Linked DNA regions of Homo sapiens: all the other regions are linked to region 4. The links are chromatin loops, found by intact Hi-C in ENCODE. Cell type or tissue: heart right ventricle. All regions are shown on one strand.

Region 1 (4,000 bases), 64 kb before region 4:
ATTCATGTAGTATCTGTAGGAAGCAAATTATTTTCTTTACTTGGAAAGAATTCAAAAGACATGAGAGGGCAAGCAGTTGGTGGCAAGCACATGGCCAGTGAGAGACACAGGTGCTCCTCCTGCTGTAGACCAGCGTGGTGTTGCCTCGTGCTGAGCTAGCTGCCTTGCTAGAGGCCCAGGTTGCCTCTGGACTGCTCATGGGCAAACCATCCTTGCCAAACTCCCTGAGGTCAGCTCCTCCCAGCCTTGGGGGTCTGTACTGTGGCAGAAGCCCCTTGTGGTTCATCCCTCAGCCATGCTTGTGGCACCACAGCCACCCTCTATAGCTGCTCCAATGAACACAGCTCCACAAGGCAGCTTTTCTCACCTCTCCAGCCCAGGGTGGGTTGTGTTAACCATGTCTTCTATTTTCTATATTTCCTAATGCTTTTGTAACCATGAGACCAGCTTAAACCCACTAACAATTGCCTAAGCTGTTATACATGGCACAGAGCCAAAATTGCAAGACATGTATCCTGGGCAAGACATGTATCCTTCAGCCTCCTAATTGGTAACAGGACCAGCATGGCAGTCTGGCTGCACTGGCATCATCTGGGACTAGTTAGAAATGCCATAAAAGCTTGACCCACTCCCAGATAGGCCTAGATGGCTTGAGGTAGAGAATGCTACAATTTTAAAACATCATTTTGCGTCAGAGCACGGGAAACAGATTGGAGAATTGCCACCTATCTCCTTGCCAGTAGACTCACAATGGCATTGTCTTTTGCCTTTCTCAAAAGCCGGTGCCATAATATTGGCTCCTGTGTTCACTGGATTACGAGACCATTGCTCAGTGACACTTTGACAACTAGGGCCTTGCTGGCCCTGTATGGACTGCCCCTCCCAGGGTTCATCAATTTGTAAAAGTAGTAAACAACTCATACAAGAGATGCTTCTCAAATACAAACCAACCAATCCAGCGCCCACACCCCATCACCTTCCTTACTGGATTCTCACACTCTGGGCCACTGTGCCCCAGGGGCACCCCTTATGCCCCAGAGCCTGTTGAAGTTAGGATTGTTGCATTCCAATCCTAAGCTTGCTTACCCTACATCACTTATTCCTTCCCCTACATCACTTATTCCTTCCCACAGAAACCGCAATAAAGGCTCTTGGCCATGTTTTCCTCCAGTTCCCTCTGCTCCCTGACCAGCCCTAGTGCTTCCCCACACACCCCGGCATGAGGCAGGGTGTCCCCTCCTCTTGGAGTCTGAGTGACTGAATTATCTTTTCAATGGCACCCCTCTCCCTCCCCGCTCTCCTGCTCTGTTGGCCTTACTATACCTCCAGTTTTCTATCAACCCACTATATTTTGAAATCTGGGCCCAGTGACAACGGTCCTCACTCAGAAGGTTCCAGTCATACTTTCTAGGAGAAGCTCAAAGTTACACACCTTGCATTTCACAAGTGCCAGTTCATTGTTTTAAGCCTCAAATTTCTCAACAGAGCAGGAAACCATTGTTGTTGTTGTTCTTTCTGTGCCTCCACAACCCGAGATAAACATCAGCCTAGAGTTTGGACAGGGAGTTGTTTATTATTCTTGGAAAAATAAGGAGAGAGGAGGCAAGTCTTGCATCAGTGTGCTCGCCCCTAGAGAGCTGTTATCATGACACAAACCCCAGGAGGAGGCCATCTTGTGAACAGTGATAGCTTCTAGCTCCTTCCACTGTGCACCGGATGGGTCTCTTCAGACATGGAAGTGAGACAGGCAGCTGTGCCCAGACTGTGGGGCTCATCAGCTTGGAAACTTCTGCCCTTAGGAACATAAACCTCCGGCCCTAAGTGGTTCAGAACTTACTGCCACTCAATCCCCCTGGCATGGGGCTTTTAATTTATTTGCAACAGTTTGGAAAAACATGATTTAAATGGATAAAGTTCAAATATGAGCCAGCCAGTCTTGTCATCTTCATCACTGTACATTATTTACGTCAACAACAATCGTGAACTTGTATGAACTGTCAGGAACAGAACCCAAATGAAGTTTCCCCTCATCTATCATGTTTATTTTTCTTTGTTAGTACAGCCAGCACGTTTTGCATTTTTATTATCCAGTCTGCAACAACGCCAACATTCAGCATGGCAGACTTCCACAATACGTTAGGGGAGCTGATGACTTAGGAACAACATCAAAAGGCAATGAAGCAAATGAAGATGAATTGGTGCTCATTTGCTTGCTTGCTGCTGTGCTATGAAGTAGGAGAGGAAGGGCAGGTTTTATGTATGTTGAAAAATAATTTTGTGTCATTTCAATTAACTAGAGCATGCTGCTGGAATAATAAGCTTGAAATGGGAATTTTTCCACTCCTGGCTTCTGCAAGGACAGACATGGGCCAGTTCTGTGGGGATGGTAAGCCCCTACAACCCCTCTACTCAACCCCTCGGTAAAAATTCAGAGTGCTAATGATGATGTCCTACAAAACTACAAATGAAAACCATATGACATCCCATGGTCCACCGTTTTTATGATCTATGAAAGGGAATCTCATTGCAAGAGGCATCTGAGGGCCACTTTCCGTGTTTGTGGGTAATGTGTCCACGTGGAGACAGGCTGTGGATACCTCCCCAGTGTGGGTCTCCCAACAAAGCAAGGGGAAGACAGTTTGCTCTTAAACATCTCCCCACACTCCTTTTATGGATTCACTCCCCTTAGCCTCTCCCATATGCTTCTGGACTGCCTCATGTCAAGAAACGGCTGGTTGTCTACCCAGCTCCCATTATGCCTTTATTCTTTAAGAGGAGTCTGATTTTATTCTTGGAGTTAGCGTTCCCAGGTATGAAATGAAACTTTCCATCCTCCATTACAGCCAGGGGTGGGCAGCAGACCCAGTTCTAGCCCATAAACCCAGTCAGAAGAGCTTCCAGCAGATGTCTCTGTTTCACCCCTTCCCCTTCCTCCTTGTTTTTTTCTTTCTTAACCTGACCTCCACTATCCTTAGACATGGCCTCCACCCTCAGGCTTTCTCTCCTTAGACATGGCCTCTGACCTCAGGCTCCCTTCCTCCTTAGAAGTTCCTTCTACCCTCAGGCTCCCTCCTCCTTATACGTGGCCTTTGCCCTCAGGCTTTCTCTCCTTAGATGTTGCCTCTGCCCTCAAGCTCCTTCCTCCTTAAATGTGGCTTCTGCCCTCGGGCTCCCTCCTCCTTAGATGTGGCCTCTACTTGGAAAGTTTAGGGACTGTGTTCATCCTTCCAGCCCCTGCCCAGTTCCTGGGTCTCTAACATGCTTGTTAAATGAAAAAATCAGTGGTTGTGGAATGCCCTTCAAATTTAGCTGGATGGATCTGTTGCAATGTTGTGTGGTATTTGCTTAGATACCCTAAAAATGCCTGAATCTTGCTCTGGCCCAGTGACTCCTTGTTTCTCTGAGGAGACGGTAGAACATGGAATCAACATTTCCAGCTGAATGGTGAGGTGAGCTGAAAAACTGCCCCGTCAACCCATAGAACCAGGAGAAACAACAGCATTGCTGTATACGGCCACTAAATTTTGGACAAGTTTGTTATGCAGACACAGACAACTGATACATGATCCTTTCTCCTTAATTCCTTATTCCCCCACTAATGAGGCAACTTGAGCATGTTTCTTACACCCTAATAGAGTGGATAAGAGATCAAAGACTTGAACAAGATCTATGCATTGCCTTGAAACAATACCTGCAGCAATGATTTCAGAGCAAAGATGCAGCCTTTGTGCCCCCCTGCAATGGATACAGTGACAGCGGCCTCAGGCCAAGCGCGAAGACGCTGGTGCTGCTTCCAGCCTGGCTCCCCTGGGCCAGTCTGCTTTGCCACACAAGCAGACTAAGTTGGCACGGTGTTTTCTTTTTCTTTATTTTATTTATTTATTTATTTATTTTGAGATGGAGTTTCACTCTTATTGCCCAGGCTGGAGTACAATGGCTCTATCTCAGATCACCACAACCTCCGCCCCCGCCTGCCCCCACCCCACGTTCAAGCGATTCT
Region 2 (4,000 bases), 130 kb after region 4:
GCCAACACATAAGCCTTTCTGCCAGCACTTGGCATTCCAGCTGACCTCGACCCAAGGCCTCTGTGACTTCAGGAGGCGGCAGCTGGGAAGGGTCAGGGCAGTTCCAGGCAGAGCACAGACGTCAGCTCAGACATCCTACCCCCCGCCAACCCCCCGCCCCCGGGGTTTCCAGAGCAACCAACACCACCAAGCTCCAGGACACTGGAAAAAAAATCTTTGCAAAGAAGCAAGGGGCCATCTCAGAAAATCCAGGTCCCCCAAATTGATGTAGGGAGAGGAGGGCTTTGACAGCATTCAGCACTCCAGAGGGTCACGAGGATACAGAAACCATTTGGAGCCACCTCTGCTTCTCAGCCCCACCCAGGCAAGCCCTGGATCTTCAAGGGACTGATTTGTACCTGGGAATAAACTCATGCATGGATGAGATTCAGAGTCAATCACACCCTAAAATGCAGAGCCCATAGTATTGGTGAGTTGTTCATGTGTCTCTGAAGCAAATTTAGGGCTGTGGTTCAAACATCGTAAAAGTTAAAAAAAATTCACTGGATACACACAGTAGGCTCTTTTAAATTAGCCTCATTTGAACTTAATTACATATTTAAATACTCAAATAATAAATGATGGCTGGGTGCGGTGTCTCATGCCTGTAATCCCAGCACTTTGGGAGGCTGAGGCAGGCTGATCACTTGAGGTCAGGAGTTCGAGCCCAGCCTGGCCAACATGGTGAAACCCCGTCTCTACTAAAAATACAAAAATTAGCCATGCATGGTGGCGGGTGCCTGTAATCCCAGCTACTTGGGAGGCTGAGGCAGCAGAAGCACTTGAACCCAGGAGGCAGTGGTTGCAATGAGCCGAGATCGCACCACTGCATTCCAGCCTGGGTGACAGAGCAACACTGTGTCTCAAAAGAAAATTTTTTTTAATAAAAATAAAAAATAAAATAAAATAAGTGAGTCCACTGAAAGCGGTTTCTACCTTGATAGTTGGGTGTGTGGCGTCATCAACATCACAGAAGGCTGATCGATATTACCAGGTGTGGTTGAGTGCAAGTGTTTGAGGTCTCGTGGGGGAAGAGTTTGGAATTCAGAATCCATTGAGGCCTTCACTCACCACTTTCCCTCTCTCGCTGTGTTCCCAAATGTGCCACTTTTCTGTTGGCTCACATGCACCCATGCTCTATTTGATATTCAGGGCTCTGAATTTCAAGCCAGACTCAGTCAGTGTGATTGTCACTGCTTTCCTGTCCTTCCTTTATCATCTGTAGACTTGGGTCCCGTTTTTGCAGGTTGATGTTCTGTCTTCGCTGGGCTCTGGACTCACTGCTCACGAGTGCGGTGTCTGCATGGGCACTGCCCAGACATGCACTGTTGGTCCCTCGATGGCTGCATGGTCAGGCCTCAGGGCTCTCTGCCAGGCCGACCTACAGCCCATACAGACCTGATTTCTGGGCCTGGATCCAGGGGATGCCATCTGGGAAGTGCGGGATCTTCCCACGATGTCACTGTAAAACTCACCAGGGAGGTTTTAGAAATTGAACCGGCATCATTCAGATTCCATCCTGCTTTTTGGTCCTGAGAAAATCCTGCTTTTCCCTGAGTAACTGGGATAATGGGTCACCAGCTCCCATGCCCTAGATGAGGACTAGTTAGCATTTTCTAGTGCCTGGAGATTTCCAGATGGAAGCTGTACTTGGGTCTGTGTATCTTTGTTACAGGATTCAATAATTCATGCACTGAATTTCCCTTCCCGGCAACTCCAGACACCAAATCGCTTCCCATGGTGTCCCCCAATCACTTAGGAATTTAGCCTGTGTCTAAAGACCCTCTCTGCAGCCTGACGTGGCTAGCCATCCCAGTACTTCCACGTTTTTCATGCCTTTCTCCAACAGCGTTGCCGTGGCCCCTTAGGCGGCGATCGTTTTATCAATGGTCGCTCCCTCTTTTTATCTGTTGGCAGGAGCCCTTTTTCAACGCCCTCGCTGGAGTCTGGCCTGCACGCCTTGCTGAATGAAGCCGGAACCTCAGCCCCGCTTCCCTTTGAAATGAATGTTCCTGGGGCGCCCTCTCGTGGATTTTGGAGCTAATCGTCTGTGAATGCCAAGTGATGGCAACTGCCCTCCCGCCGCGTCTCCAGCCGGTGCGGGGGAACGAGACCCTGCGGGAGCATTACCAGTACGTGGGGAAGTTGGCGGGCAGGCTGAAGGAGGCCTCCGAGGGCAGCACGCTCACCACCGTGCTCTTCTTGGTCATCTGCAGCTTCATCGTCTTGGAGAACCTGATGGTTTTGATTGCCATCTGGAAAAACAATAAATTTCACAACCGCATGTACTTTTTCATTGGCAACCTGGCTCTCTGCGACCTGCTGGCCGGCATCGCTTACAAGGTCAACATTCTGATGTCTGGCAAGAAGACGTTCAGCCTGTCTCCCACGGTCTGGTTCCTCAGGGAGGGCAGTATGTTCGTGGCCCTTGGGGCGTCCACCTGCAGCTTACTGGCCATCGCCATCGAGCGGCACTTGACAATGATCAAAATGAGGCCTTACGACGCCAACAAGAGGCACCGCGTCTTCCTCCTGATCGGGATGTGCTGGCTCATTGCCTTCACGCTGGGCGCCCTGCCCATTCTGGGCTGGAACTGCCTGCACAATCTCCCTGACTGCTCTACCATCCTGCCCCTCTACTCCAAGAAGTACATTGCCTTCTGCATCAGCATCTTCACGGCCATCCTGGTGACCATCGTGATCCTCTACGCACGCATCTACTTCCTGGTGAAGTCCAGCAGCCGTAAGGTGGCCAACCACAACAACTCGGAGCGGTCCATGGCACTGCTGCGGACCGTGGTGATTGTGGTGAGCGTGTTCATCGCCTGCTGGTCCCCACTCTTCATCCTCTTCCTCATTGATGTGGCCTGCAGGGTGCAGGCGTGCCCCATCCTCTTCAAGGCTCAGTGGTTCATCGTGTTGGCTGTGCTCAACTCCGCCATGAACCCGGTCATCTACACGCTGGCCAGCAAGGAGATGCGGCGGGCCTTCTTCCGTCTGGTCTGCAACTGCCTGGTCAGGGGACGGGGGGCCCGCGCCTCACCCATCCAGCCTGCGCTCGACCCAAGCAGAAGTAAATCAAGCAGCAGCAACAATAGCAGCCACTCTCCGAAGGTCAAGGAAGACCTGCCCCACACAGCCCCCTCATCCTGCATCATGGACAAGAACGCAGCACTTCAGAATGGGATCTTCTGCAACTGATCGTCTCCATGCGCCCTGCTCTGCGGCTGTGTTCTTATTTATTGCATGCGTCGCTTCCACAGGGGCCCCTCAAGAGCTGTGACTCGGGAGAGCTACCTTACTTTGACCAACAGCCTGCCCAGTGTGGATGTCTCTTACAGAGGGGGCCCAAGGAATCACCACCCCGCTTCAGTGTAAACAACGTGCCTTGTCCACTTTGGGCTCCAGAGTCTTTCAGATGTACTAAGCTGCTGACATCATCCACTGCCTTCTGCTGCATCCTAGACACCCTCCCTGTTGTTCACAGAGAGGGAAGGTCGTGGGCCACACAATGCTGTGTGACCCTCTCCGTGTGCCTCTGAATGGTGTTTTGATGATTTTACACTACATTTCCTGTGCGTAGAATGGATGCTTGTATATTCGTACATCTCTATGTTACACAGAATTTGTGTTGCAGGTGTTTGCCATGTGGTACCTACATAGAATCTCCATACAACACACAGGTAACAGGTTATACAAGTGGATTCAGACTGAACCCCCAGTACAAGGACATTGTTTTGAACTAGGTGGACATGCCATCCCTGGTCTCCTTAGACTGACATGATTCTCATGTTAACCAAGTTTTAAAAGTTCAAATTCCCCAAAAAGGCTTGTCCAAGGCTGGCCCCAGATGTGTGGGTCTGACCCACACCAGCCCTGTGTCCTGTCCTTTCAGTCATTTGTCCCTGCGTAATTTTAATCGTATTCCAAAGCCCAATTATGTGATGGTTTTCAGGTTTCT
Region 3 (4,000 bases), 76 kb after region 4:
AATTGCTGAGACAAAGGGCTTACATGTTAGGAAAGTTTTTTCAAGTTTGTTTATAGTAAAAATTCCCTGGGTGTATCACAGATGAGAAGGCAAAGATGCATTCACAGCTCCCAAACTCACTGCTCCTGCAGGAGTTTTTGCACATGTTCTCAGGAGGGGCTTTGAAAACACATCATATAAAGATTCAATGACGGTTGGGCTCAGAGATTTGGGGATTTTCAACAAATCATAAAAGTCTTACTTGGTTTCAAACAAAATGAGCACCTAATTTAGGCATGAGTCAGCAGAATTAAGTGAAGGAGGTAGGAGACAGTGGGGATGGTGGGGGAATAGTTTCTCCTGGTCCCGAAATCATTATAAGTAGACAGTCACTAACCCTGTCCCATGGGGCAGGAATCCAAACAGGGCAAGATGAGCAAAGAGGGCTGTGGGGCTATTGCCATAAGATGTGTGCTCATGTGTGCCCATGTGTGTGCCTGGATGTGTGTGTGTGCATGCATGTGCATGTATGTATGTGTCTCTGTGTGTATGAGTATGTGTGCATGTGTGCAGACATGTGCATGTGTGTGCACATGTATGTGCATGGGTATGTGTGCAGGCATGTGTGTATGTGTGCACGCATGTGCATGGGTATGTGTGCATGTGTGTGCCTGGGTATGTGTGCAGGTGTGCAGACATGTGCATGTATGTGTGTCTCTGTGTGCATGAGTATGTGTGCATGTGTGAAGACCTGTACCTGTGGGTATGTGTGTGTTTGTGCATGTGTTTGCGTGTGTGTGTCCATGTGCATGCACGTGTGTGCATGCATATCCATATGTGTCCCTGTGTGCATGTGTCTGTGTCTGTGCGCACAGTGTGGGGGAGGGGCAGGGTGTCACTTGCTGCATCTCTTCCTATCAAAACTCACCTTCCATTTGGCTAATAGATTCTTCTATCTACTTTTTCAGCATTAAATTTTTAAAAAACTTTTGTTATATTTTGGGGTGGAGGGGACAGGATCTCACTCTGTCACCCAAATGCAGTGGCACAATAATGGCCCACTGCATCATCAAACTCCTATGCTCAAGCAATTCTGGCCCCTCAGCCTCCCAAGTAGCTGGGACGACAGGCGCGTGCCACCATGCCCTGCTATTTTTTTAAATTTTTGGTAGAGATGGGTTCTCACTATGTTGCCTACGCCTTACCTTGCCTCAAGTGATCCTCCCGCCTCAGCCCCCCAAAGTGCTGGGATTACATACGTGAGCCACCACACATGACATCTTTCAACATTTTTAAGTTACTTTTTAAGTTACTTCTTAAGTTACTTCTTAAGTTACTTCTCCTTTGTAATGGGAGAGAGGTGTTAGTTGATTTCCTCTGACTTTGGCTAATGCCTGCCAGTCTCGATTCATCAGAAATAATGATGAGAAGATTCGAATGCTCTCAAAGCCATTCCTACAGAGCCAGCCTCCTCTCTCAGGCTGTGATATTGTCTCTTATGGGTGAAGGTTTGGGTGCGGGAAAATTGAATTAGATGAAGAATATTAGCATCTCCATAAAATGAAATTTGCCAGAGAAGAATTCTTGAGTTTATGGAAAGGAAAACAGGGGAAGTTATAATGGGGTGCTGACACAATGTTGGTGCTGTTCTGAGTGTGTGTGTTCTGCAGTGGAGCCACATGCAGAACGCTGAAAGTCCCGATGGCCTGACAGCCGGGAGACATCCCTTCTGGAAACGTGCCAACTCCTCAACCAAGATGGAGCATCACTTCCTGAGAGGCTTTTGTTTCAGTCTCCCCCATGCTGGCAGGTTATTGTTCAGCATCTGGAATCTGACCCTGGAGACAGAGGCGCCGTTTATTTTCAGACTCAGCTAATCACCAAGGCCCACACCCGCCTGATGGGGAAAGTGCAAAGGTGGGAGAGACTGTTCCCAGAATAGAAGCGTTTGCTGCTAGTCCTTCCAGAAACGTTGCCAAGTACAGAGCTGAATGCAGACTGGATTTCTTCAACAGCTTCACCTACACTCCACAAATCTCTTGTCACTTCTTTCCCCAGTGCTCATATAAATACACCATGTATTTTATAATGTGTATATGAATTCCCCAAGAGAAATCTAGTTCAAACTTTCATATTGCAAACATGCCTGGCCAACACTTTGGCACTCTGTGCACCCGAGTGTGTCCATGTTAAAATGCCTACTATTAAGGGATTACTTTGCCCCCTTTCAATTTTATAGATATGCAAACTTGAGTGTGAAGTGGCATGTCCAAATTAGTGCCAGCTCATTAGGCCAATAAAAGCTGGGAATCAATCTCATTACTGTTTTTGCCCAGTTCTGAAGAAGCTTCCAGCCACCAACCTGGTGACTCAACTAGCAACTGAGAATCTTCATGCATCATCCACACCCAGTGGGGCTGTTTACACACTCCTGCCTCCACCACAAGGCCCTGCAGTCACACCTTCATCACACTCCAGCCAAACACCCAAACGAAGAGGGTCACAGATCTCTTTGAAACTTTGATGAAAGCAACCAAAAGCAAAGGCATTTGCTCACAGAAGCATTTGGCATACTTGCCCTAGAATGGCCAGTGGCATCTTCTCAGCCAAGCTTAGCAGCTGGAGCTGCCCCTTCCTCCCCAACCAGAGCCGCTCCATGACCTGACTCTGCTCAAGAGATGTGCCCTGTTCCCAGAGAGGCTCAGGCTTTCCAGCAAAGTCCGCAGGGCTGCCTGCAGCCCCTGCTTAGGGTTGGGCTGGCCCCCTCCTCCACTCACTACTTCATGCACAGCTATAATCCCCTGGGCCATGAGAGCTTGTTCACACATCTTCATTGTTCATGTCTTTCACAATAGCATAGTTGTGAAACAGTCCTGTATAAACACATCACAGACAAAGGCAAACAAGACAAAAACAGTTTCAAAAACTTTCACTTAAATGTGCTCACTGTCATAAGTTTAAAATTATTGAAAACATCATGAATTTAAAAGCCCAGGAAAACGAAGACTCGTCTATTATTTTGCCTGCAAGAAGCACACACCAGTGAGATCGTCCAGTGTGAGTCAGAGTATTTAAGGAGTAGCTCTTCAAACACTTCGATTTTTATCCCCATTGTTTTTAAGAATGGAGAGAAATGGATTGCGGTAAAAAGACGTCACTGTCCACTAAAAGTCAAAATACTGCATTTAAACTCTTCACGGCAGGCACGGATTACTTAGAATACTTTTTGTGAGGTAAACACCATGGCAGAAAATTAATGAGTCATACTAGCTAGGGATAACAAACATGGCTTGATTAGCTGCAGATAGTGAGAATTTCATTCCTCATGCATTAAGGGCTAGTTTCCTAGAGAGGAGGATCAAACAGAAACCAGTAAAAGTCCTTGGGTTGTGAGTTACAGACCTGGCCTCTGGGAGATGGGCTCTGGGCAGATGCAGAATGGCTTTTGACCTGCTTTGTGTTACATAGAAAAATGTGTGTTTGGAGGATGGTCAAATCAAGACCTCAGTTTAATGATTTCACCTCATGGGCACTGTTGTGTGGTCATTGCCTCATGCTGTGATCCATGCATTGTGTGTGTGTGCATGTGTGTGTATCTGTGCATGTGCACATGTGATTGTGAATGCATGTGCAGACATGTGTGTACATGTGCATGTCCTTGAGCAGATACATGCATCCAACGCAGTTTAACAATGTCTCCCACCTAACACTTCTCCAGATAGCTGCACAGTTGTGTTGCTCCCATGGTGTCACTGATGTGATGGTTAACTTTATGTGGTGGCTTGGCTAGACTATGGTGCCCACATGTTTGGTCAAACACCTGCTGTATTTTTAAGAGTTGATTAACATTTCAACCAGTAGATTTTGAGTGAAGCAGGTTCCTTTCTGTAATGTGGGTGGATCTCATGCAGTCAGTTGAAGGCCTTAGGGGAAAACCGACCTCTCCCTAGGAGGAGGGAATTCTGCCCCCAGACTGCCTTTGCCTTTGGACTCCAGCTGAAGCATCAAGTCTTCCACTCTT
Region 4 (4,000 bases):
AGGAATCTGTGGGGTTTTTTAAAACTGCAGTGAGAGACAAAGAGCTGCTTCTCTTTGTCAACCAGGCTTCCCCCCTCCAGACATTTGCTTCTGCTTAGAGATATTATGAGCCGGAAAATTCACAAGGCCAAATCAGAGACAGGGGAAATTCCTCTGAGGGTTGGTGAATGGAATATAAATCCTGCTCTGATGTGGAAAACTAAGTTGCTGCTCAGTCATTATTCCTGTCAGCATTCCAGGGCCAGTCCTTGTCATTAAAGCTGCACTTTCATCCTGTCCACACACTCAAGGCCACACAAAAATAAGGGACTGCCCAACACTAAACTTCTTTTATTTTTTGAGGGAAGGGGGCACTCCTCTTTAGGGAAACAATATGTTTAAGTCAAGCAAAGAAGTTAAAAGTATGAAAACCATCTATGTGCATTTTCCTTTTCTCCATCTCCCCCCATCCACTCTTTCAACCTTCAGCGCTAATTTCTTGTTACCAACCTTGCACTAATACAATGCGACATTCTCAGGCCTGGAATTTGGTCTTTCAAAGCTGGTTCTGCTCCAAGTCCTCTGTGACCTTTCATTACTTTCTTCCACACCCCCTTATCTGAGCTGTCCATGTCTAAATGGAACCTACAGTTCCCAGAGAGAAGACAGAGAGAAAGAGAGACAGAAATAAAGAAGAGAGGGAGAAATAAAGGGAGGGAGGGAGTGACATAGAAGAGTCAAGGAGAAAGAGAGAGGGAGAGAGAGAAAAAGAAAGAGACAGAGAGGGAAGGAGAGAGAGAAAGAGTCAAAGAGAGAGGCAGAGAGAAGAAAGAAGGGAAGAAGAGAGGAAGAGAGAGAGGCAGATGGAGAGAGAGGGAGAGGAAGACACTGAGAAAGAGTCAAAAGCAGATAGCGGTGTGGGGAGAGAGAGAGAGAGAGAGAGAGAGAGAGAGAGAGAGAGAGAGAGAGAGAACCGAGAGGACCAGGCTGACTTGAGTGTCTCCTGCTGTGATCCAGCTCTGGAGGCCACACAGCATCGCTTCTACTGCATTCCACCCCACCCCATCTAAGGCAGTCACCAAGATTCAAGAGACAGAGAGTGGGAGAGTGAAACAAAGAGAGAGAGAGGGGGAGAGAGATAGAGAGAGAGAGAGAGAGAGAAAGAGGAAGAAGAAAGAAGAAGAAGAGGAAGAAGAAGAAGGAAGAAGAAGGAAGAAAGAAGAAAGAAGAAGAAAGGGAGGGAGAGAGGCAGAAAGAGACAGAGACAGAGCAGCGAGGCAGAATGAGAGACAGAGAGAGAGACACAGAGAGACAAAGTGAGAGAGTGAGAGAAAGACAGAGACAGAGAGAAAGAGACAGAAAGCAGAAAAGCAAAGGAGAGAAAGAGTGACAGAGAGAGAGAGTGAGAGAGAGAAAGAGAGAGAGGACATACACTGGCAAATCCCAGTTTCCTGTGGGAGAGGGGAAAGCAGAGCCGGTGTGTCTGGAATTACTCTTCTTCCCCAATCTATAATCCTTTTTCATGTTTTGATTAGAAACACTGTTGAGATGGAGCACCTATGAGAGGTCGTTCTCCTGGCATGGTCACAGCCTCATCTGGGCAGCTCTTGGCTCTTGGGCTCCTGCCCCGGGGCGGATCTTCATGAAGCACTCACGCTGTTGCCAGGAGGGGTCTGTCCAGCTGCATCATGCACCTGAGGACCCTTGTGCTTGCGGGGTGTGCATTCTCACTGCTAGTCCCGAGGGAGCAGAGAGCCCCACCGGCCCTGCTTCATTCTCCTTGTCCTGGCCATGCAAATGCGCTTCTCAGGAGGACCAGGAGCTGCCGAGGAAGGGGAGTCTGATCGGTGCAGTGATCAGGGACTCCAGGCTCACACAGTTTTCCCTGGAGAGCCCGAGAGGCAGGGAGTCTCTTACATTCCAGAAGAGAAAGAGGGACCATTCAGGATGGCAGGTTCAAGGATGAAGAGTTTTCTGTTTCTCAAAGCTTTTGGGGGATGACAGTTATGATTTTCATTCTTTAACATACGTTCAAACGTGGGCAACATGGATAAATATGCATTGCCACTATCACTTCATGAGTGACTTGAGAACTTTGGAATTAGGCAGAAGTTATGGCCCCCAAAACTGCTATTTTCTTTCTAATTAGACAATACAAGTACTTGAGGAATTAATTTGCTGTTTGCTTTCAGCGCTGACACATGAACAGTGAAAGGGGTCAAATTGTGCTGCGGCCATCTCCCCATCTCCTCCCCTCGCCTGACCTTGACCCGCCTGTGACCTTGGCTCTGTTGGCACCGTGCTAAGCCAATTACACTCACTCGGTGGCTCAGCCACATACCACAGTATCAGGCAGTCACAGCAAAGGAGTGGCTTTAGAATATGTGAAGGATCACCCCTGTAAATATGATTATCTTTCCTGGGCAGGAGAAACTGGAAGTTCATGTGTTACTGATGGCCACCTGGCGTCTCTGCACATAAGTGCAGGGCCATTATTGAGGATGGGAGAAGTTGTCACTATGACTAAGAGACTGTGGCTCTCCAAAGAGTGTCTGCCGAAAGGACCAGTCTCCTTGGAGAGTGTAATGTGTCATGGCACTATTCACTTTTGGGGGAAAAGAGCTTTACTTTTTAGAGTAAACTTGTGTTGAAAAGAACCAAAGCAAACACTGAAACCTATTCACAGACTGAAATCTTGTTTGCCTCAGGGAAATACTGTGCAAAATATTCTACAATCTTGAAAGTGCCCTGAAAATGAGTACTCCCTGTTTCAAGTCCTCAAATACCAATGACTCCAGAGAAGGCTGTGTTCTCCAATTTCACCTAAAAAGTAACAGATCTCCTAATGTTTTAAAGTTTGTGGGTTAAGCAGGAGCCTGAAACATTTTTTAAAAATCAACTTTATTGGCTGGGCGCGGTGGCTCATGCCTGTAATCCCAGCACTTTGGGAGGCTGAGGTGGGCTGATCATGAGGTCAGGAGTTCGAGACCAGCCTGGCCAACATAGTGAAACCCCATCTCTACTAAAAATACAAAAATTAGTCGGGTGTGGTGGTGCACGCCTGTAGTCCCAGCTACTCGGGAGGCTGAGGCAGGAGAATCATTTGAACCTGGGAGGCAGAGGTTGCAGTGAGCTGAGATTGTGCCACTGCACCCCAGCCTGGGCGACAGAGCAAGACTCAGTCTCCTAAAAACAAAAAAAAAAAAAAAAAAAAGAAAATCAGCTTTATTGAGGGATGTAGAATTCACATATGACACCCTGCCCTTTTTTTTTCTTTGTACCTCTTTGTAGTCCCTCCCTCCCTCTGCTTCTGGGCCCAAGCAACCCCTGATTTGCTTTTGGTCACTAAAAATCTCTTTCCTAGAGTTTTATATAAATGAAAGCATGTAATATGTGACCTTTTGTGCCTGACTACTTTCACTCAGCATAGTGATTTTGAGATTCATCTGTATTTTTGCATATCAGTAATCATTCCCTTTTATGTTGAGTATTACTCATCATATGGAAGTTCCACTTTCATTTTGTTTATTCGTTTATCTGCTGGTGGACATTTGACTGGTCCCCAGTTTTAGGATATTATGAATAATGCCACCATGAACATTCATGTATACCTCTCAGTGTGGACATTTTTCATGGATAAATACTTAATAACATAACATCTGGGTTATATATTTGTTTATATTTAACTATATGTTTAAACAAACTGCCAGTTTCCAAAGTGGTTGCACCATTCCATTTGACTCACATCTCTGCCAATACTTGGTATGAGCAATCTTTCTCCTTTCTTCATCCCGGTGGGCATGGAATGGTGTCTCATTGTGATTTTGATTTGCATTTCTCTGGTGACTGACAATCTCAAGCATCTTTTCGTGAGCTTATTGGCCATCACATGTCTGCTTTTAAGGATCTGTTCAAATCTATTGCCTATTTTTTTTTAAAAAATAGGTTATTTGTCTTCTTATTTCCCCAGAGATTTCAGGCAGTTGCTTCTTGTATCTTGTACAAAGACTATAAACACTAT
Region 5 (4,000 bases), 92 kb before region 4:
TACCACTCTACCTGCCTCAGCTACAAAGGACCACCACTCCTATAACTTCAGATCTCCAGGGAGGGGGTTGGAGGAGGCTTTTTAAAAACCTTCACCTCATTTATTTACTTGAAGTACACAAAACAGTAGAGAGAACAATACAATCAAGTGCGTTTTACCTAGCAAACTGCCAGCTTTACCAAATAGAAATGCAGGACATTCAGTTAAGTTTGAATTTCAGGTAAAAAATGGATGACTTTTTAATAAAAATATAACGTCACGTGGGACAATACTTATACCGAAACATCACTGTTTTCCTGGCCATCCAATTTTCACCCTCACTCTGCTCTCTCCCCAGTCCTGGCTTATTTTGAAGCCAATCTCAAAATTCCTAGCATTTCATCTTAAACATGTCAGAATACCACCCTAAAATGTAAGACAATTTTTTTTTAAGAAACACAAACACAGTACCATTATTGCACCTGAAAAACACAACAATAATTCCTTAATACCTAGTCAATGTCTAGTTATCTGGATAAAATAAAATGGTATTTTATAGGTTGTTTGTTGAATCAAAATCCAAATAAGGCTCTTTCATTGTTAATCTATAGTTCTTCTCTCTGCCTGTCTCTGCATACACTTGTTGAGACAACAGGTCATTTATCCTCTCAGGATAGAGTAGCTCTCAGGGTGAATCATGCTTTCTTTTATCAGTTTTGCATCCAGGTGTTGTCATTATCATGTTCCTCTGTCCCACATATTTCCTGTTAGTTCGTAGTTAGATCCAATTAGATAGATCTAGTTAGATCTAGAGGCTTCATCTCCTTCAGGTTTCAATTTTTATTAAGAATATAACCTGGGGGGTGTGTCCATTTAGCAAGAGATACAGAATGGTTGTCTCTTTTTTAGAGATATTAGCAACTGTTGATAATCAATATCTACAGTCATAGTTCTTTAGGTGATCCTGATACATAGTGAGAATAAAAACCATTGCACTTTTCCACATTGCTCAGAGCAGGGCGGCTATGCCTATTGCTTTTTTTTTTTTTTTTTAATTTACTTTTTTAAATGAGCAGTTTCTGTGCTAAGAGGAACTATCTCTGGTCCACAGCCTCACAGGGTTCCCAGAATGAAGTATCCACCCTCCATCGTTCCTGAGCCTGGCCTTCCTCCTGGAGTACTGGCAATAACAGACTCCCTTACTCCTTGCAGCACTGTCCAGATGGTTGATAGCCAGATGTTGAGTGGATTTCTTTTTGAATGGATTTCTCTTTGAATGGATTTCTCTTCAAATGACAGGGGAGTCCTGCTAGTTCAGCATTCTGTTGTATTCAGATGCTCAGTTGACACCTCCCGTCATAGTGTGTGGTAAACTCTTATGAGCCCTCCCTAGCTGTTGAGTGATAACTATATAACCTATGGCCTGAAGTTGGGTTGGCCCAAGGACAAAACTGCTGGATGAGTCACAGTGAGGCCTTATCTTAAATGTGTCCCAAAAAAGAGAAGAAATGAGGACAGGCGGAAACTGTGTGAGTGGGAGGGAGACAGGGCACAGCTGAGGGGCAAAGGCGGCAGGCAGTAATAAGCAACAGAAGAGGGATGAAAGAAGACAGTTATCCAGAAGACTTTTTGGCCTATTTTCTTATGTGTGGGTAAAACACAGCAAGTGGGGCTTGCAAAACAATATTGCCACTGAAAACAGGACGCTGTCTCCATGTGTATGCACAAGGAACCAGATTGCATGTTCTATCTGCCAGCAGGAGGCCCCCTCCACAGGCTCCTGCTGTCTCTGCATTGTTCGGTGAGTCCTTGGAGTAAGCTGCCTGGGAAACAGGAGGCTTCGGCAGACCAGAGCTGGATGGCTGCTGATCAAAGAGGACTTGTGAAGCTACATCTTGTGTGTTATCCTCACTGTGAAGGTCATAGCAGGCTGCACCCAGCATTAGACTGCCCAGGACAATAGAGGAGACTTTATAAAACGTGTGGGTGGGCCAGGTGTGGTGGCTCACGCCTGTAATCCCAGCACTTTGGGAGGCTGAGGTGGGTGGATCACGAGTTCAGGAGTTCAAAACCAGCCTGGCCAAGATGATGAAACCTGGTCTCTACTAAAAATACAGAAAATTAGCCAGGCGTGGTGGCAGGGACCTGTAATCCCAGCTACTCAGGAGGGTGAGGCAGAGAATTGCTTGAACCCAGGAGGCGGAGGTTGCAGTGGGCCAAGTTTGCTCCATTGCACTCCAGCCTGGGCAACAAGAGTGAAACTCCTTCTCAAAACAAAAAAACAAAAAACAAAAAAGTGTGTGGGTGAAGGAGCAGTGCGGCAAGGGGCAGCTGCTGGAAATGAAGAATGGGGAAGGGAAGAGTGGAGGGGAAGACCCCAACCACTGGCTGAGCAAGTCCAGCTTCCTTCTGCTGTGTGGTCTGCAAGATGCACTCTCCTTTTTAAATCCCAACAAAACGCCCATCCCTTTCTAGCATGGTCCGACTGGCTCATTCTTGTTTGGAGGATGAGACCCAGGCTGCGACTGGATTTACAGTGGGCCTGGGGGCAGGAAGAGGCTAGCCCTGTTTTCACAAATGGACAAGAGCGTAAAGAGGCATGAATGGCCACCAACAGTGAACAATGTTTCTGTGCGGATGGTTTCCATCAAAAGGTAGCTTCATTGGGGAATGCCTGCACAGAGGTACCTAATTAGGGATTCCGAGTACTTTTGTGTTTTCATGTCTTTCAAATTAGACTCAGAGAACAAACCGATGACTCTGAACACAATTGACTGCTTTGCTGACACAACAAATAATGGCTTGAATAGTGAAAATTCCAAACCAGGTCTGTGGCCAACCTTTTTGTAACAAAAAGATGACTCAAGTTTGGAAATAGTCACAGCGTCAGTTGTCTGATTGATGGCTGAAGAATGGGAGACAGCAAGGGGTGCTTCACATGCTATTTTCCTCTTTACTTTTCCCTAATTCTTTTATTTTTCTCTCCCAAATAGGAGATTTGCTGGGCTTGATATTTTTACAAAAGAAGAAAATGGAGGAGGAGGGAGAGGTTTAAAGGGGCCACTGTCATTTCACACCCCCATCCTGACCTGCAGCCCTATTTGTCTCCTCTAAGCCTCTTTTCTCACGTCAGTAGGAGGCTGTTTCTCTTCTCTATAAGGGGCTTTTCCTGTTATAACTAAAAGCGAAGGTCCCACGTTCACCACATTCTCCAGTGAGCTGCCAGTGACCAGGGTCTACTGTGCGGCTCCTGGAGGAGGCAGGACTGGCCTGTTGTCATAGACCCCGACTGCTCCCCAGGAAAAAGAGGTAGTGTGGGAGGGGAGTCACTGGTGTGTGTAGTTAGCAGTGGTGGGGAGAGACTTCCTCCCATGGGGGAGTAAAGGGGGATTCGGTTTTAATCTCCTCTTCCTCAATCAGTTGGTGAGAGAGGGATTCCCTCCACTTGGTTAGGCAGATGGACGAATACAGCACACCCAGTGCTGGGCTGGTCAGATGAACAGCATGTAGAATCAAGCCCAGGGGAGGAGGATACCACAGGCCATGTGGGGCCACATGGGGGCTGCACTTGGGAACAGCATGAATAGCCAGGGGCTGTGGAAGGCAAGCTCTGTAGTAACAAGAGAGGGAGCTGCCTCTTGGTTCCAGGGTGAAGTTGTGATTGGTTTTTGTAATAATTCTTCAGGCTGGCAGAGAACCAAAACCTGCTATTCAGGGATAGGCAGGTCACCTGCCATTTGATGAGAAGGTTGTTTGCCAGGAGGTAAGCTGGACACCTCACTGCTGACTTGGAGACTTGTGGTGGTGAGTCCTCAGGCCCTGCCAGAGCTACCATCCTGGGAGGATGCAGACAGGGATCCTTGGGGAGCCTGAGTGCTGTCTCTGCACAGCTCTGCGCTGCTCTCAGAAAGTGCAGAAGAGACCTCAGTGGTTCCTGTCACCTTACATGAAGGGACACAGAAGTCAGCAGAGCACTGTAGGCCAAGGGACTGCCCAGTGGCCAGAGCAAGTCACAGCCCAA

What was found. A loop is a pair of places that touch in the nucleus more often than their neighbours do. Peaks named below come from ENCODE experiments on the same cell type or tissue, not always from the same donor. Only the 100,000 strongest peaks of a DNase experiment are listed, where the experiment ranks them.
Region 1: a loop joins it to region 4, with 3.0 times the contacts of the local background. A loop is called at or near these places in 11 of 110 quality-filtered maps.
Region 2: a loop joins it to region 4, with 10 times the contacts of the local background. A loop is called at or near these places in 16 of 110 quality-filtered maps.
Region 3: it touches region 4 in a loop (2.4-fold over the local background); 6 of 110 quality-filtered maps call a loop at or near these places.
Region 5: a loop joins it to region 4, with 2.2 times the contacts of the local background. A loop is called at or near these places in 13 of 110 quality-filtered maps.

What each region holds. Positions count from the first base shown.
Region 1 is chr9:88,807,937-88,811,936 of GRCh38, forward strand. No RefSeq gene overlaps it. Among named protein-coding and RNA genes, the nearest start is that of MIR4289, 64 kb to the left of the region's middle. In heart right ventricle, no CTCF peak of the experiment used is centred here; a DNase peak (open chromatin) is centred at 1,695.
Region 2 is chr9:88,999,098-89,003,097 of GRCh38, forward strand. S1PR3 (sphingosine-1-phosphate receptor 3) reads left to right here. Exons shown (of 2, transcript NM_005226.4): 2 at 1,957-4,000. The coding sequence starts at 2,104. The coding sequence ends at 3,240. Among named protein-coding and RNA genes, the nearest start is that of S1PR3, 9.6 kb to the left of the region's middle. RefSeq lists an enhancer at 1-450. In heart right ventricle, a CTCF peak has its summit at 2,069 (motif pointing left); DNase peaks (open chromatin) are centred at 14, 1,334, 2,044 and 2,624; H3K27ac peaks cover 1,337 bases.
Region 3 is chr9:88,947,773-88,951,772 of GRCh38, forward strand. No RefSeq gene overlaps it. Among named protein-coding and RNA genes, the nearest start is that of S1PR3, 42 kb to the right of the region's middle. In heart right ventricle, no CTCF peak of the experiment used is centred here; a DNase peak (open chromatin) is centred at 1,849; H3K27ac peaks cover 1,796 bases.
Region 4 is chr9:88,872,177-88,876,176 of GRCh38, forward strand. All of the region lies in intron 1 of LOC124902205 (a long non-coding RNA gene), which reads left to right. Among named protein-coding and RNA genes, the nearest start is that of S1PR3, 120 kb to the right of the region's middle. In heart right ventricle, a CTCF peak has its summit at 2,423; no DNase peak of the experiment used is centred here; H3K27ac peaks cover 1,519 bases.
Region 5 is chr9:88,780,535-88,784,534 of GRCh38, forward strand. No RefSeq gene overlaps it. Among named protein-coding and RNA genes, the nearest start is that of MIR4289, 37 kb to the left of the region's middle. In heart right ventricle, a CTCF peak has its summit at 1,724 (motif pointing right); DNase peaks (open chromatin) are centred at 1,170, 1,437 and 1,757; H3K27ac peaks cover 1,826 bases.